2 separate regions of the Homo sapiens genome follow, and region 2 is linked to region 1. The links are chromatin loops, found by intact Hi-C in ENCODE. Cell type or tissue: HepG2. All regions are shown on one strand. Each heading gives the region's core, and the rest is flanking DNA. Links, peaks and the distances in the headings are about the cores only.

The links. Hi-C counts contacts between places; a loop is a spot of excess contacts. Peaks named below come from ENCODE experiments on the same cell type or tissue, not always from the same donor. Only the 100,000 strongest peaks of a DNase experiment are listed, where the experiment ranks them.
Region 2: it touches region 1 in a loop (3.0-fold over the local background); 8 of 110 quality-filtered maps call a loop at or near these places.

What each region holds. Positions count from the first base shown.
Region 1 is chr2:171,411,701-171,420,892 of GRCh38, forward strand. The region is part of intron 1 of METTL8 (methyltransferase 8, tRNA N3-cytidine); the gene reads right to left. Among named protein-coding and RNA genes, the nearest start is that of METTL8, 18 kb to the right of the region's middle. RefSeq lists enhancers at 4,347-4,456, 4,467-4,516. In HepG2, for the core only: a CTCF peak has its summit at 4,562 (motif pointing left); a DNase peak (open chromatin) is centred at 4,551.
Region 2 is chr2:171,083,308-171,092,499 of GRCh38, forward strand. All of the region lies in intron 2 of TLK1 (tousled like kinase 1), which reads right to left. Among named protein-coding and RNA genes, the nearest start is that of TLK1, 73 kb to the right of the region's middle. In HepG2, for the core only: a CTCF peak has its summit at 3,698 (motif pointing left); a DNase peak (open chromatin) is centred at 3,694.

The DNA.
Region 1 (9,192 bases), core at 3,132-5,631:
TTAAATCTTTATTAGTCTAGGAAAAAAGTGAATATTTTCCCAAAAAATGGGGTAAAAAAGACTCTTAAACATGATACCAAAGCCACAAACTATTTAAAAAAGGAGAACAAGACAAATAGATTGCTTACATTTAAATGTATGGGAAAATATGCTATAAAAGACACTGGTGGAAATAACCTGCAAAATATTACAATGTGTTAGTTTATAAGGAATGCTTAGAAAATAATAAGTAGAAATGACCTCAGCAGGAAATGTGCTAATGCTATGAATAAGCATTTACTAAAGAAATGCAGATGGCCACTAGACACTTGAAACTGTTCATCACACTAATAATAAATGTCTCTTTAGGATTCTTTTGACTGCAAATAACAGAAGGCACTACTCAAAGTGGCTTAAATGATAAGGAAATAATATCTGTCATAACTGAAAGCCCAAAGATTGGGCAAGTTCCAGGTAAGGTTTCATCTGCTATTCTACAATGTCATCGAGGATCCAGGTTCCTGCCATTTCTCCATCCTGCTCTCCGCAGCATCACCTTCATCCTAAGGCTAAGTCCCTCTGTCAATTACAAAATGGCTGCAGCAGTCCCAAGCATCACACAGACATGGCAACATCCAGCAAAAGAAAAGGACCATCTCTTTCTGTGTCTCTTTTTAGGGAGGAGGAAACTTATCCACAACTTCCCAGCCAGACTTGCTCTCAGATTTCACTGGCCAGAATTTGGTCACAAACTATTCCCAAATCAATCTCTGGTAAGAGAATCTTAAACTAGAAGTTCTCAGAGTATGGTTCACGAATTCCTGGGGAACCCTACCCCCCTTTAGGCAGTCTTCAAAAGGCTAAAATTATTTTCATGATAATATCAACATATTATTTGCCTTAAAAAAAAAAAACACTGTAGTGCCATTTGCACCAATGGTGCACAGGCAATGTGGATAAAAGCATTAGCACCTTTGCCTAAATCAAAACAGTGGCATCAAACTATACAGAAGATCACTGTCTTCTTCACCAACTATGGACTCACAGAAAAAAAAAAAAGGCAGTTTCACGTAAGCATTTCCTTGATGAAGCAATAAAAATTGTTTTCACAGAGCATCATTTTAACTTTGGTATTTTCTCAAAAATAAATGAAGTAAGACTGCCAAGAAAACAACTGACACCATTTGTTGCCTTTGATAAAATTTAAGCTTTTAAGCAAAAATTAGAATTCTGGAAAACCTGTGTTCACCACTATAAGCCTAACAGCTTTCTAATTCTTAAACACTGTTCAGATGAGAACAAGATATTTTTGGCACTATAAAATGAAATGTGTCAACATTTGGAAGACCTATACAACTCAATGAGCCAGTATTTTCCAGATGACCAACATAAGATGATACAAAATCAAGCACGGGCTAAAGATCCAGTCAAAGTATAATACAAGACAGACCAATGGATTTTAATGTAGCAGAATATGAAAAATTCACTGACAAGGCTTCAAATTGTAATATTGCAATTAACCTTTAAGATACTACCACTTACTGGGATTTGGTGTAGTAGTAAAGTAGAATACCCATATTCATCTGAAGAGACAAAGCACTCCTCCCCTTTCTAACCACTTATAAAATATATCTGTGTGAGATCAGATTTCTTCACATATATCAACCAGAACAACATATCACAACAGACTTAATGCAGAAACAGATATAAGAATCCAGTCATCTCTTAGGTGAGACATTGAGATTTGCAAAAAATGTAAAACAATGCCATTCTTCTAATATTTTTCTTTTGGAAAATATTTTTTATAAAAATATGCCATAATAACATACAATGGGTTTATTAGTCTTATTTTTAAATCACTTAATAATGCAGTTTTTACAGGTGTTGTGATAAAAAAGATTTAATAAATATTTAAACAATTAATTTTTTCTTAGGTTACATTTCAAATGTAGTAAATATCCATAGCTACAAGCCACATAAACAAATGTTCTTTGGAGCCTTTATAATTTTTTAGTGTCTAGAGGTCCTGAGACCAAAAAGCTGGAGACTCGCTGCCTTAGATTAATTTTCTGGGTGATATGGATAGCGGAAAGCCCATCACACAGAAAACAGTAAAATAATCTTCTGTCATTTTGGCGAAGGTAAAAACACTGTGATAAATGGTGTGCAGGAACAGGCATTCTGGCAAACTGAGGGGGCACTGAACTGAGAGACCTTTCCTGAGGGGGCTTTGGTAATACATATGAAAATTTTAAAGAAAAAATTAGAAAGAAAATTTCGTTTCTAAAAATATATCCTATGGATATAATCAGAAGAATATATTAAGGATTTGTCATAGCATTATTTGTATATTACACTGAAAAACTACAATACAAATATTAATTTTTAGAAGACTGACTAAATTATTGTACATGCATAGAAAGGAAAATTATGTAGCTGCTTAAAAATGTTGCTAAAGCCAGGCACAGTGGCTCATCCCTGTAATTCCAGCCCTTTGAGAGGCCAAGGTGGGCGGATCACCTGAGGCTGGGAGTTTGAGACCAGCCTGACCAACGTGGAGAAACCCCATTTCTACTAAAAATACGAAATTAGCTGGGTGTGGTGGTACATGCCTGTAATCCCAGCTACTCGAGAGGCTGAGGCAGGAGAATTGCTTGAACCCGGGAGGCGGAGGATGCGGTGAGCTGAGATCGCACCACTGCACTCCAGCCTGGGCAACAAGAGCGAAACTCCGTCTCAAAAAAAAAAAAAAACATCTTGCTAAAGGCTGGCCCCAGTAGCTCACACCTGTAATCCCAGGACTTTGGGAGGCCAAGACAGGCAGATCATTTGAGGCCAGGAGTTAAAGACCAGACTGGGAAACATAGTGAGACCCCCATCTCTACAAAAAATTAAAAAATTAGCTGGGCATGGTGGTGTGTACCTGTGGTCCCAGCTTCTTGGGTGGCTGAGGCAGGAGGATGACTGGAATCTGGGAGGTTGAAACTGCAGTGAGCCATAATTGCACCACTGCACTCCAGCCTAGGTGACAGAGTGAGGCTCTGTTTCTGAAAAAAAAAAAAAAGGTTACTAAAACCCTAAATTTATTGGTATGTGATATGGTTTGGCTGTGTCTCCACCCAAATCTTATCTTGAATTGTAGCTCTCATAATTCCCACATGTTGCGGGAGGCATCTGGTGGGAGATAAATGAATCATGGGGGCGGTTTCTCCCATACTATTCTCGTGGTAGTGAATAAGTCTCACGAGATCTGATGGTTTTATAAGGGGAAACCCCTTTCACTTGGCTCACATTCTCTCTCTTGCCTGCTGCCATGTAAACTGTGCCTTTTGCCTTCTGCCATGATTGTGAGGCCTCCCCAGCCACATGAAACTGTGAGTCCATTAAACCTCTTTTTCTTTATAAATTACCCAGTCTGGGGTATGTCTTTATCAGCAGGATGAAAATGAACTAACATGGTATGAAAAGATGTCCATGATTTATTAGGTAGAAAAAAAAAGTCAGGTACAAGATAGTATTTATAGTACGGTCTCATCTTAAAAAATTAATGTCTATATACCAAGAAACATGCATATGCATAGGGAAAGTCTAGTAGAATTTATAGCAGTTGTCACTGATTGAAAGGCTCACAGATCTTCCTTGCATTTTCTTCTTAATATATCTCGAAATCTTTTTTTTTTTTTTTTTTTTTTTGACAGAGTCTCACTCTGTTGCCCAGGCTGGAGTGCAGTGGCGCGATCTTGGCTCACTGCAACCTCTGCCACCCGGGTTCAAGCAATTCTCTGCCTCAGCCTCCCAAGTAGCTGGGATTATAGGCCCCTGTCACCATGCCTGGCTAATTTTTGTATTTTTAGTACAGGTGGGGTTTCACCATGTTGGCCAGGCTGGTCTTGAACTCCTGACCTTGTGATCCACCCGCCTTGGCCTCCCAAAGTGCTGGGATTACAGGCATTAGCTACCACGCCTGGCCTAAAATATTCTTTTTTCTATGTAAACCCAAATTACCTTTATAATTAGAAAATATAAAAATATTTTAAAATCACTAAATATACAAATTCTATATAATACTCATGAGTAGAGGATCCACTCTAGGGAATAAAAGATGGTATAATAGGCAGTAGGTGACAGCAACACTAGAATGCTGGATTCTGGACCCAAATAGCCAAGGGTAAATGTCCAGAGAAGAGTTGCTTAAAAGACCTCTAATTGTCAGACTGGGTAAGGCAGATGATTATGGATGCTGATTAAGGTGGAGCAAAGAACCAGGAAGTAGAAAGAAATTATTAGAAAAGGAAAAGGGTAACAGGAGAATGTGGGAAACCAACAGCCCATGCTAGAATGCTGAATTCCAGTTATCTAGAAACCTCCTATTCATCAACTATGGCAGGCACTTGCTACACTGTTGTTTGACATTATGGCTGCTCTCTCTTTCCATTTGATGACTGTGTTTCTGACGCGCCAGGATCGTTTCATTTATAGTACTTGTTAATCATCAGACAGAAAACACAGATGGTACCAGTCAGGTCTGCCCAGCCTTGCTGCTGAAGCTGGAGTCAGCTCCTAGGAAAGCTCGTGCACCCTCTGCTGGTCATCTCTACACCAGGACAAGAGGATCTGTGTCCAAAGGAGGTAGGTAGCTTCCCATATCACAGGGATTCACCTTTGTATTCTCCAGCTAATTTCAGTGAAGACTTTGGGAACCATTTCCTCAAACTGCCACCTCAAACAGACAATTCCAGACTAAAACAATGCCTTCCTTTATTATGCCAAAGAGAAACATCCTAAAAACTAAAGTGCTGTGAGAAAATTTTCCATCAAGAGCATTTTAAGTTCAACGATTTCACCTTATTACTTAATAATTAAAGGTGTCCAGATGGCTGCAACACTTAATATGGCTATAAAGCTCCATTAGCCTTTACTCTGGTTGAAAATCTGAGAACCACTCTAACAGATCTTATTTGTACAGATTTTATAACTTACAAAAGCTCTCACATTCATTTTCACATCTGATCTTCAACTATCCTGTAAGTGAGGGACAAGGGTGGGAAAAGCATTTCTGTTATCACTGTTGTACAGATGCAGGAGCTGAGGCTCGAGCACTTGGTCACATAGCCACAAGAGCCCACTCTCCAAGCAGGCTCCTGACTCCAGATTCTATGTTCTACTTAGTACGCTATTCCATCTGAGCTGCTGATCCATCAGAAGTTTTCTAAAGAGTTGGCATGAATTTTAGCAGAGAGGTAAAAGACCGGAAATACATGTTTCCATAATACATCCCACTTTTGCTTCAAATGTCATCTAAATTTTAGATGCTGAACCCTACATCTGAGGGGTTTGCATTGCAGGCAGTGCTTTTCCCAAAAAGAACATCAGCTTAACAAGGGAAGTGGATATCTTAGTAAGAAATCTACTGAAAACCAAATAAAATTAACTTAGAATTTCTATGTGTGGCATGTCTATGCCCATAAAAAGTAGATCCTGTCAGGCTTTGTAGCTTTCACTAAGTCAGTGCTATATATGAAGCATGAAACTGGGTTGGGGATTCTCAAGTTCTGGTCCTGCTTTCTCTTGAATCTTTATAATCTCGATGATTTTCCCCATGAAAACAAAGTATTATGGATACTGTTCTGTTGGAGTGCCAAGCTAAAAATCAGTATGCTGAAGAAGAGAGATGCAGTGAAATTTAGCCATAATCACCAAAACTAAAGAACAAAAGTAGTAATAATAAATAGATTCAAACAATTATATAAGGTTTGCTTTGTGCTAGGCACTACTCCAAGTCATACACATGCACACACACACAAATTCATTTAGTCCTCCCAAGAATCTTCACTAACAGATAAAGAAATTGAAGCACAGAGAAGTTAAGTAGTTCTAGTTACTTAAGGTAGCCAGGGTTACACAGATACTAAGCAGTGAGGCTGAGATCTGAACCCAGGCAGGCTGGTACGTGAGTTCATCTTCTTAATTACTAAGTTGTGCTATCCCTATATAGTGGTGTCTACCATATTCCTGCTGCATTTTTAAAGTAAACTTTTAATTTCAGATTTATAAAAATGTTACAGATAGTACAGAGAGTTTCCATATATGTGATATAGTTTCCCCCACTATTAAATCTTACATTATTATGGTATATTTATTATAATTAACAACTCAATAGTAATACATTATTATAAACTTAAGTCCATACTTTATTCAATTTCCTTAATTTTTATCTAATGTCCTTTTTCTGTTCCGGGACCCCTTATTACATGAGATCATGTCATCATGTCTTTTTTTTTTGAGATGGAGTCTCACTCTGTCATCCAGGCTGGAGCGCAGTGGCGCAATCTCGGCTCACTGCAAGCTCCGCCTCCTGGGTTCACGCCTTTCTCCTGCCTTAGCCTCCCGAGTAGCTGGGACTACAGGTGCCCGCCACCATGCCCGGCTAATTTTTTGTATTTTTAGTAGAGATGGGGTGTCACTGTGTTAGCCAGGATGGTCTCGATCTCCTGACCTCATGATCCACCCGTGTCAATCTCCCAAAGTGCTGGGATTACAGGTGTGAGCCACCGCACCCGGCCATGTCATCATATCTTCTTAGGCTCCTATTTATTCTGACAGTATCTCAGATTTTCCTTGTTTATGAAGACCTTGACAGTTTTGAGGTATACTAGTCGGGGTTTAACAGGTTTCTCCCCACTGTTAAGGTATATGCCCCTTTTACATAGTGTACTCTTTGGAAGGAAATCATTATGCAGAGCCCACATTTAAAAAGTGGGCACTTAGGCTCTACCTCCTTAAGGGCAGAATATCTACACAAAATATTTGGAATTCTTTTGCATGGACGATTTGTCTCTTCTCTCCCATTCATTTATTTATTCAATCCTTTATTTATATCAGTACAGACCAGGGATACTTATGTTATACTTCATGTTATAACTAAATACTAACAGTTATTTTGCTGCTCAAATTATTTTGAGCTTTGGCCATTAAGAGCTCTTTCAAGCCAGGCATGGTGGCTTATGCCTGGGATTATAATCCCAGCACTTTGGGAGGCCGAAGCTGGAGGATCACCTAAGCTCAGGAGTTCAAGACCAGTCTGGACAACATGGCGAAACCCCATCTCTACCAAAAATACAAAAAATTAGCCAGGCATAGTAGCATGTGCCTGTGGCCCCAGCTACTTGGGAGGCTGAGGTGGGAAGACTGCTTGACCCCAGGAGGCGGAGGCTGCAGTGAGCCGAGATCATGCCACTGTACTCCAGCCTGGGTGACTATACTCCAGTATAAGTATAGTCCGGTATGAGTATACTCCAGTATGAGTATAGTCACGCAGCGTGACAGAGTGAGACCCTGTCTCAAAAAAAAAAAAAAATCCTCTTTCAGTTGGCTCCTATATTCCTTTTGACATAGTTCCATCACTGTGTTTTTGTTTTTAGCACTTGCTTACTTTCTGGCACTCATTTTGTGTATTCCTTGATCTAGTCCTAGAAACAGCCATTTCTACAAAGAATCTTTGTTCCTTTTATTAGAGAATGGTCTGGGCACCAGGTGTGTTCCTTGCTACTAGGTTGTCCTTGCTTCTCAGTCCTCTCAAGGGACAAAGCAAGGAAATATAGGTGTGCATAATAAACCAAGTATATACATATATCTATATATAATGTGTTTCTATATGCATTCATCTGTATCTATATTAAACTAGAGTTCATACTACTAGCTCCAACTCTAATCTATTACCACACAGATAACTCCAGCCTTCCCTTCTTGCTTGTCTATAGCCTTCTACTCCAACAGTAAGAAACCTGGTTCCTATCATCACCATCCAGTTAATAATTGTTCGATTCTAGTACACCTGTATAGTGGTTTCAGAATTATTACCCCATACTGCCACAGGAAACTTTATCAACTGCAGTATAGTGCTTATGTACAGTTCCCATTGCCTTTAGTCTTACGGTCTCATTTCCAAAGTTACTCAGGTCAACACCTTTTCTCTGGCCCCCTTCAGTGAGGTTATTGCATACATTTGTAATACAGTTAGATTATTTTGTCACTCTGCATTCCATCCTGGAATCCCCACACTCCTGATATCATTTTAAAAATTCTGAACATGTTAAATTCCACTCTGTGCTGTACATAACACATGCATGGTGTCATGTACCCACCATTATAGTCTCAGACAAAATAGTTCCACCACCCTAAAAAAATCCCATGTGACTGATTTAAATCTCTCCCTTCCCCAAACTCCCTGTTTCTGTTACATTTTCTAAACAGAGAATGTACTGTATATCATTGCTTCTCATCCTTTCCCCTAACAACATGTTCACATTTATAAATATGTGATCTCACTTCAATCCTGAGTGTTCCCACCAAGCAGATGACTGAGTAAAACTTAGAGAAACAAAGTGTTGGCTGGGCACGGTGGCTCACACCTGTAATCCCAGCACTTTGGGAGGCCAAGGTGGGCGGATCACTTGAGCTCAGGAGTTCAAGACCAGCCTAGGCAATGTGGTGAAACCCTGTCTCTACAAAAAATATAAAAATTTTATTTAAAAACAACAACAAAAGAAAGCGGCTTGGTCAAGATCTCAGGGAGTGATGGTGCTGGCACTAGAACTTGTAGCTTTTGACTCCTGGTATGATGCTCTTCCCGCTAGACTATTCTTTTGTCTTTTCAGTAGAGAGTGGCATGGTTATGCAGAGAGACAAGAAGAAGAAAAAGAAGATGAGGCAGACATGGTGGTAAGTGATTATTGAAAGCATATATTATTAACAGAAGCTTTTAAACTAAAAGTATAATAAAGTGGAATTTTAGTTCTGCAAATTAGGTGAACTTTATACTCCAAAATCCTTGCTGCTATCAACCACCCCTAAATGGCTGGATTAATATGTTTTAAAAAGAAATCTTATTAAACATACCCCTGAGCCAGCAAGAAAGAGAAATACTCAGAGACCAAAAGCTCGCAAAAGTCCAGAGCTGAATGAGCACTGAGGTTAGCAACCACCCAAAGCCTACAATGTATAAAAAACAAAATGTGTCACAAAAATTGATCTAAATAAACCCAAGTTTGGTTTAACAATAGAAAGTATATCAATGTAATTTGCCACATTACCAGATTAAAATAAAAAATCATATAATGACCTCAGCAGATACAGAAAAGGCCTCTGATAAAATTCAACATTCGCTCATGATTAAAAATCAAAACTTTTAGTGACTGTGAAATGGAAGACAAT
Region 2 (9,192 bases), core at 2,726-5,225, 330 kb before region 1:
TTTTTCTTTTTTTTAAAATTTGTTTTAACTCTATCTCTTCAAAAACATCTTTGACCATCTCGACCATTTTAATTAATTGCTTTGCTCAAGAATTTCTCCATTTCCTTGACAATATTTTTGAACTGTAACAAAGAAAGAGCTAACATTCTGTAGGATGATGTCTGCTTTGTTTCCAATACGCTTCTATGATACTTATTATCTTGTGCACTTTTTTGTACCATCAGTACATCAGATCATAGTCTTCCAGAAATGCTTAGACCAGGTGGCTGACAGATTATGGCATATATGTCAAAGATGATGCAAGAATTAACATTACATACAGGCAAGCCAATTGATATCCTCATGTTTCACCTCACTTGTAACAGGAGTGGCTGCTAATCCTACTATTAACAGGTTGCCAGTTAGACTATAATTATATAATTGAAATTAGATTAATTTCCAAAGTGACAACTCTGAGCCATTGCATACATGCCCAGTACTATGCTGGATACTGTAAAAGCTGCTGTCAACAAAGGATAGCGCTTGAACTAATTACAATTCAAGTAGTACTTGGAATAAGTTATAATCTAATTATGGCAAGATTATCAAATTTGAAACAGCAGCAATTAAGAAGTAATACATTAGAAAGATTCTGGGACAATAAGGGCAGTGGCAAAGTGTTTGAGCATCTGTAAATACCCACCAAAAAAATGTATAAAACTAAATAGTAAACCAAAAACCCACAGACTGTATTTACAACAAAACTAGGTGACAAGAATCTCCATGAATCCCCCTCAAAACATCAGATGGAAACAAGTCAACAACAACCATAGATAATGTATGGTATCATTATCAATATGGGAGGAAACAGAAAGAAACAGATGTCTGATAACCGAGAACAAAAGACACCTAAAACAGCCAACAAGTTAGGTACAGAAGCTAGGTTAACTTAAGTACAGAAGGGTTTTGCACTTTCAATTAGTGACTAAGTGGGAGGAGTCCACGGTTACATTTAAAAAGTGAGAGCAGTCTAGCCTCCACGAATCCTTGAAACGGATCTTTACATAACAGGGTGGTACAATGAGTACAAATTACTGGGTGTGGAATGAAAATTGAGTACTATATAGGTACAATTACAATAATGGAAAGAGAATATTCAGATAAAGAAGGGAGGGAACACAGCCTAGCAATCTCAGAAAGCAAATGCCACAGTTTTGAAGCGTGCCTAAAAACAGCAGTAGAGAAAGCCCTGTAAGAAAAGCCATCCTGAACCACACCAACCATTTAAGTGTTCAGGAAATCCAATTTCACATGAAAGTAGGCAAAAGAAAATTATGCAGGTCATAAAGGTATAAGAAAAAATAAAGTAAGATACAGAATAACATCCAGATAATAAAAGCATACCAGGAACACACATCCACAAAATAGGTAAAAATTGTAACCTACTATTTTAAAATGAACTAAGAGATATTACAAAAAGGACTCAAGACATGAAACAACTATATAAATCAGATTTCAAAAAACTCGGAAATAAGGTAACAGAACTCAAGAAAGCATTAAAAATAAAAGTTTCAGAAATAAAAAGTATATCTGAATGAACCCAAGAGCAAATATATACAGTAGATAATGCTTTAAGATAACCAGAAGGCAAAAAACAGGGACATTTTTGAAATCAAAAGAAATGAAGAGATGAAAAGTATTTGAGAGTAAGCTACAGCTGATGATGAAGCAACAAAGATCAATATACAGATAACAGAAGACCCTAAAAACTACTAAAGCCAGAAAATAGTAAAAACTGTAATTCAAGAAAATGTCTCTGATGGCTGGGCACAGTGGCTCATGCCTGTAATCCCAGCACTTTGGGAGGCGGAGGCGGGCAGATCACCTGAGGTCAGGAGTTCGAGACCAGCCTGACCAACATGGTGAAACCCTGTCTCTACTAAAAATACAAAATTAGCCAGGCGTGATGGTGCACACCTGTAATTCCCAGATACTTGGGAGGCTGAGGCAGGAGAATCACTTGAATCTGGGAGGCAGAGGTTGCAGCGAGCCAAGATCACACCATTGCACTCCAGCCTGGGCAACAAGAACAAAACTCCATCTCAAAAAAAAAAAGAAAAAAAAATGTCTCTGACATTTTCAGTTGTCAGTCTCTTGTTGTCAGTTGTTGTTTTTTAAATGTTCAATTAAAAAAATTGAAACTACTGACAGAGCACCATGCACACCTAGGAATAACAACCCAGAAAGCGAACATCAAAGGCAAACACTTTATGCCAGACAAAAATGGAGTGACATAAGCTATTCAAGGAAAGAAAATAAAAGCAAAGTGTTTTATATTCAGTAAAATCCATTTTAAACACATGGAAAGCATAGATAAACGGTTACCAAAAATGCAAGCAATTAGGGAACCCTGCTCCCATGAGCCCTTCCTAAAGAATCTACTACAGAACAAGCTTAAGACAACCAAAATGAATAGTTTACCAGTCTAAGAACTGAAGGCAAGCAATAATATGACTTATTGTTGATCAAGATTAAATGATAATGACAAGGGAGAGGATATAATATTTAATGACTAAATGCATGCAAAGTTAATAGTACAGTATTTTTAAAACTAGGGGATGGAAAGCATACACAAAATAATTGTTTTCAGTACCCACTTTGTTCACTGTGCTAATGTTATTTTGAGACAGCTATGTGTGTGAAATACAGAATAAAGTAAAATAATTAAGGGATATCCAATTCTATCCTCTGCTTCGTATCTTCGAATTTCATAATTCACAGTATAAAGATGCATATGAAAAAAACCTTATAATCCTGAGTTTGAATAGGAAATATCAATAAAAATTCATGAAATATTTTTATCTTTTAAAACAAACAATAAAAATATAAGTAGGTAGGTAGATGAATAAGATTCCACCACCAGTAAAAACAGAATACCTTATTTTCTACAGATAACTATATATAAATCCTGGAAAAAAAGGATTTAAAAAAGCCACTACCTGAACCAAAAGTAGGCAGAATCTAAGTACAAGACAACACTTAGAAGAAGGGAACAGAGGCTGGGTGCAGTGGCTCGCGCCTGTAATCCCAGCACTTTGGGAGGCCTAGACAGGCAGACTTCTTGAGGTCACAAGTTCAAAACCAGCCTGGCCAACATAGTGAAACCCCGTCTCTACTAAAAATACAAAAAACAGCCAGGCGTCATGGCGCATGCCTGTAATCCCAGCTACTAGAGAGTCTGAGGCAGGAGAAATGCTTGAATCTGGGAGACAGAGGTTAAAGTGAGCAGAGATCGCACCACTATATGCCAGCCTGGGCAACAGAGCAAGACTCCGTCTCAAAAAAAACAAACAAAAAAAAAAAACAGAAAAAAAAAGAAGAGGAGAAGAAGGGAATAGATCTGGGTAGGTTTCCTGTTTTTACAGCTTTTGCTGAGGGGAAGGTCCCGGAGATCAGAGCTGCACAAACAGCAGTTGAAACCCAGATCAAAATCTTTAGTCTTACTGGCTTGAAAAACAAGAGTTTCAAGCTTCCAAAGAGGCTGCAAAGTAAGGAGGGATACGCTGGAAAATAAAGATCCACAAAGGGAGAGTCCCAAATTCTGCATATTAACTCTGCCTACTTCTTTGGCTGGTCAGTGATCTATGCAAAAACGGAGCAGACGATAAGCAGCCTAGATAAGACTAAAACAACTAGCAGGGATGTCAGTGCTGCCCTCTGCAGGGAGACATAGCTTAAATTTCAGTCTAGCCAAGTTAACTGCCTCCTAAAACAAAGAAAAACAAACAAAAAACAGTCTCCAAAGTCACTGTAATGTGTCATTCACAGCGTGGAGGATACAATAAAAATTTGTAATCATATGAAGAAACAAGAAAAAGTGACCCATACTCAAGAGGAAAGACAATCAATAGATACTAATCATGAAGTAACACAGATTTGGAATCAGCAAATAAATAACATAAAGCAGCTAATATAAGTAGCTCAAACGACAAGATTGGAAATTTCAGCAGACAAATAAAAACCGTAAAAAGAGCTGAACGTAAATTCTACAACTGAAAATTTCACTCTCTAAAATAGAAAACTTACTGAATGGGCTTAACAGAAGAATGGAAAAAGAGTACTGAAGATAGGTCAAGAGAAATTACTCAAACTAAAGAACAGAGAAAAAAATATTGAAAAATAGTGTCTGTTGGACACCATGAAGCAGTCTAAGATACATGTAACTGGGGTCATAAAATGAGAAAAATATGCAGAAAAAAATATTTGAAAAAATGACAGCCAGAAAAATCCCAAAATTTGGCAAAGACATTAATTTACAGATTGAAGTTCACTCAATCTCCCAAGCAGGATAACTACAAAGAAAACCACACCTACGCACATCATAGTCAAACTGCTGAAAAACCAAAGATAAAGAAAACAATCTTGAAAGCAGCTGGAGAAAGTACACATGAGAACAAAAAAGGATAAAAGTAACAGTTGACTTGTCATCATAAATGCTGGAGGCCAACTTCACTCTGGAAATAGTGAGCTAGGAGAACTCTGTACTAAGATGCATAAGGCACAGCTGAGAAAACAGAGAAGGTTAAGTAGAAAGTCTACACTAAAGAGACCCTTAGGCCCTTTCTTGTTCTCAATTCTAAAAAGTTAGCAGCCAAGCTTTTACTCCACAGGTATGAGATGATAAAAATCTCTCTCTGGGAGATTCTATAAGTCCCTCAGAGAAATGACTTAACTAGATCATCCTACTGCAAAACCCATCCATGGCTGGGTATGGTGGCTCACACCTATAATCCCAGCACTTTGGGGGGCTGAAGTAGACGGATGGCTTGAGCCCAGGAGTTTGAGACCAGCCTGGGCAACATGGTGAAACCCTGTCCCTACAGAGGAAAAAAAAAATTAGCCAGATGTGGTAGCATGTACCAGCAGTCCCAGCTACTCAGGAGGCTAAGGTAGGAGGATCACTTGAGCCCAGGAGATAGAGGCTGCAGTGAGCTGTGACAGTGCCACTGCGCTCCACCCTGAGCGACTGAGACCCTGTATCAAAAACACCCCAAAAAACAAAACCCATCCATCAGTCAGTAAACCCTGCCCAGTTACACAGTTTCCAGTAAGTGTTTAAGTGCCTAATGCACAGATATGAACAAAGTCCAATATCACTCAAAAAATTCTTCCAGAACTGGAAAGCATGTTTCTGGATTGGAAAGACACATTTTTAAAAAATCAAGCACAATGGCTTAAAGAAAACCAAACCAAGATACATCAGAATAAATAATTTCAAATTCTAGAGACAAACACAAGCTCCTAAATAAAAGCTTCGAGGGAAGAACAAATAGAGTATTTACAAAGAATCAGGAATCAGAATGGCATTGGAGTGTGCAACAGTAACACTGGAAGCTAGAAGACAATGGAACAATGCCTTCAAAATTCTGAGAAAATGATTTCCAACCTAGAATTCTACCCGTCAGATACACTAAAAACAAAGTGGGAGGAGGAAAATATGCAAGGTCTCAAAAATTTCACTACCCATATATCTTTCCTCAAGAAGCAACCAGAGAATCTGCTCCACCAAAAACAAAGAAATAAAGCAAGAAAGAGAAGATATGGGATACATGAAATAGCTCAAACACAGGACAGACACAAAAGTCTCCCTGATCCTATGATGATCTTGGCTCACTGCAAACTCCACTTTCCGGGCTCAAGTGATTCTGCCTCAGCCTTCTGAGTAGCTGGGATTACAGACATGTGCCACCATGCCCGGCTACTTTTTGTATTTTTGGTAGAGACAAGGTTTCGCCATGTTGGCCAGGCTGATCTCGAACTCCTGGCCTCCCAAAGTGCTGGGATTACAGGAGTGAGACACCACATTTGGCCTGGCTTTGAAATTATGAACATGAATTGTGTGTCTTTTCCTTCTTGATTTGTAGGAATTCTTTCCATATTCAGGACATGAATCTATGGTTTGCCTTTTCACACCTTACTGTGTCATTTCAACGTAGTTACATTTATCAAATGTTTTTCTTCTTGGCTACTGCCTTTTGGAACCTATTTATGAAATCTCTGCCAATCTAAGGTAATGAAGACAGTCTATTCATTTTATTAAAGTTTTATTGCTTTACCTTTCCCATTTAAATCTACAATTTACTTGAAATTGATTTTTCTATCATGATAAGAGTTCAAAGTGAAGAGTTATTTATTTTCCCTTATAGATATCCAATTGATACAGCACATCTATTTTAACGATCAACTCTTTCCCACTGCACTGCAATATCACCTTTGTCATAGATCAAGTTACTATTTACAGATGGGTCTACTGCTGGACTTTATTCTCTTTCATTGGTCTATTTTTCTATCCATGTCAATATCAGACTGACTTAATAACTAACTTTCTCTTTATTTTTTAAGAGACCAGGTCTTGCTCTGTCACTCAGGCTGGAGTGCAGTGCAGTGGCATGATCATAGCTCACTGCACCCTCGAACTCCTGGGCTCACGTGATCCTCCCGTTCAACCTCTTAAGTAGCTGGGATTACGGGCACAAGCCACCGTGCCTGGTTTAATTTTATCAATAATACCACAAAATATTCTTGATATCTAGTAGTATAATTCTCCCAGCTCTGTTATTGTCCTTTAAGGCTGCCTAGACCATTCTTGGTCTTTACATTTTTATATAATTTTGGAATCAGCTTGTTACTTTCCACCCTCCCCAAAATCCTGCTGGGATTTTAATTGGTATTGCACTGAAGCTACAAATCGATTTAGTAAGAACTGATAGCTTTATAACATTGAGTCTTCCAATATTTGAATATTGCATCTCATTTACTAAGGCCTTTTCTGATTTCACTGTTTTACAGTTTTCAGTGAAGATGTCTTGAGTATCTTTTGTAAGATTTATTTCAACTTATATTTTTATTATAAAGATTTAATAACATATTTATATTAACAATTTTTAATACTGTATATGGTACCTTTCTAAAACTTCATTTTCTACTTTCTACTTATTTGTTGTTGATATGCAGAAAATATAACTGGTTTTAATATATGATTTATAATCAATGACCTTAACTAATTTACTTATTAGTTTTAATTATTTTTAGATTCCTTGTGATTTTTCTCTAGATCATAATCATGTTATGGGGATAATCTTTATTTCTTGATATGAGTGCTGCTTACATCACTGTGTTCAGTTTGTGAACATTCATTGAGTGTACTTATGATTTGTGCATTATTCTAAATGTAGTGAGGAAGAGAACTACTTATCGCCTATGCTATTTATTTGAACGGTTTTTTGCTACAAAGTCATCAAATCCTTGGGATTTTCCTAGGTATTCACTTTCTAAAATCATGTATTTAAAAAGGTTAAATTTCAGTATTAATTCTTTGGAGACTAAAGCTGGTAATATTTCCCCATAGATAAGCACTCATTTATTCTTAATGCTTTTTATACCAGAATTCATTCTCTATCAATAAAAATATCTTTCCTAGCTCCACTATAACTCCACTTTATAAGGCTTTTTATTGGTAATGTTGCCAAAAGTTTAGTAAAAAGAACAATATTTAAACTAGCAGACACAATAGTTTTTTACTAAGAAACTATTAAAATTAAATTGAAAATTAATTTCCTCAGTCGCACTAGCCATATTTTAAATCCTCAGTAGCCACATGTGGCCAGTGGCTACTATTAGGCCATACAGATACAAAAGATGGCCATCATATCAGAAACTTCTATTAGACAGAGTTGCTATAAGATAGGGGATCAGCAAACTATGGCCCTCTGCCTGGTTTTTATATAAAGTTTTACTGGAACAAAGCCATACTCATTTCATTACATATGGTATATGTCTGCTTTAGTACTAAAATGGCACAGTTGAGTAGTTTTGATAGAGACCACATGACCTACAGATATTTAGTTACCTGGCACTTTACAGAAAAAGTTTGCCGACCTCTGCTACAGACATACGAAAATCACAAAAATCAGTGCTTGAGTTCAATGCTTGAGAGGAGCTATATGGGTTAAGAGGGAATATTATATTTCAACAATAGATGCCCCCATCTAACCAGACATAATCTAGTATAAACATTCCTTGCATCCCTAAAAAGCATTAACTGTCTTAAATTTGGGATTTGAAAGTCAAGTCTTATGATTCAGAACACAGTAAACATTTCCCATTTTAGGTATTCAACCTCCATTCCAATTTCATGACAGCAACATAGTTTCTTTTTAGAAAACCATCCTGTCCTTGTATTTTTGGTAGGACTGGAAATCAACCTGCCCAGCAACTAGAGAAATTCTAAGGAGGGTCCTTCTCCCATACATAATCTTTACCCATACCTATAATCGAGAAACAAAGGGGAAAATTAATCAACTCTCTTCCCCAGAAGTTTGAATCTCAAAGGAATGATATAATAAGCATGGGATGGCGGGGGGGTGTCTTTGTTGTTGTTGTTGTTGTTGTTGTTGTTGTTGTTGTTGTTGTTGTTTAGACGGAGTCTCACTCTGTCTCCCAGGCTGGAGTGCAGTGGCATGATCTCGGCTAACTGCAAGCTCCGCCTCCTGGGTCCATGCCGTTCTCCTATCTCAGCCTCCCGAGTAGCTGGGACTACAGGCGCCTGCCACCGCGCCCGGCTAATTTTTTGTATTTTTAGTAGAGACAGGGTTTCACCGTGGTCTCAATCTCCTGACCTCGTGATCCGCCAGCCTCAGCCTCCCAAAGTGCTGGGATTACAGGCATGAGCCACTGCGCCCGGCCGTCTTTTTTTTTTTAATCCACTGGAGATCCCACAATCAAAAGGATGAGCAGTTTCTGTTGCTTCATCACCCAAGGTTGCCCTGGTTCCTGTGCAACTCTGGTCTTCCAGGCTTCCAAATCATTCTGTGAATTGACTGATATTCGATCAATAACTTCCCTTCTTTGCTCAAGGTAGCTAGAGAGCTGGGGTTTATTTCTGCCAAAGAAAAAAAATCCATATTGTTTTGGCAAAAAATCTGGAGTGGACAAAAGTAGAAAACGAAGTCAAATGTCTTAAAGAAGACTTGTCCATCAATGACATTCACTTTCACACTACATATTTTCACTATGACCAGCTGTAGGCAAAACTGTAAGACAGACTAAGTTTTGGTTACCATCCACATTCTTATCAGCACCACCACTACTGGCTCTCTGTAGTTGTCAATTAATTCTAAATATTAATCAAAGTGTTCAGATTTTAGCTTGTAG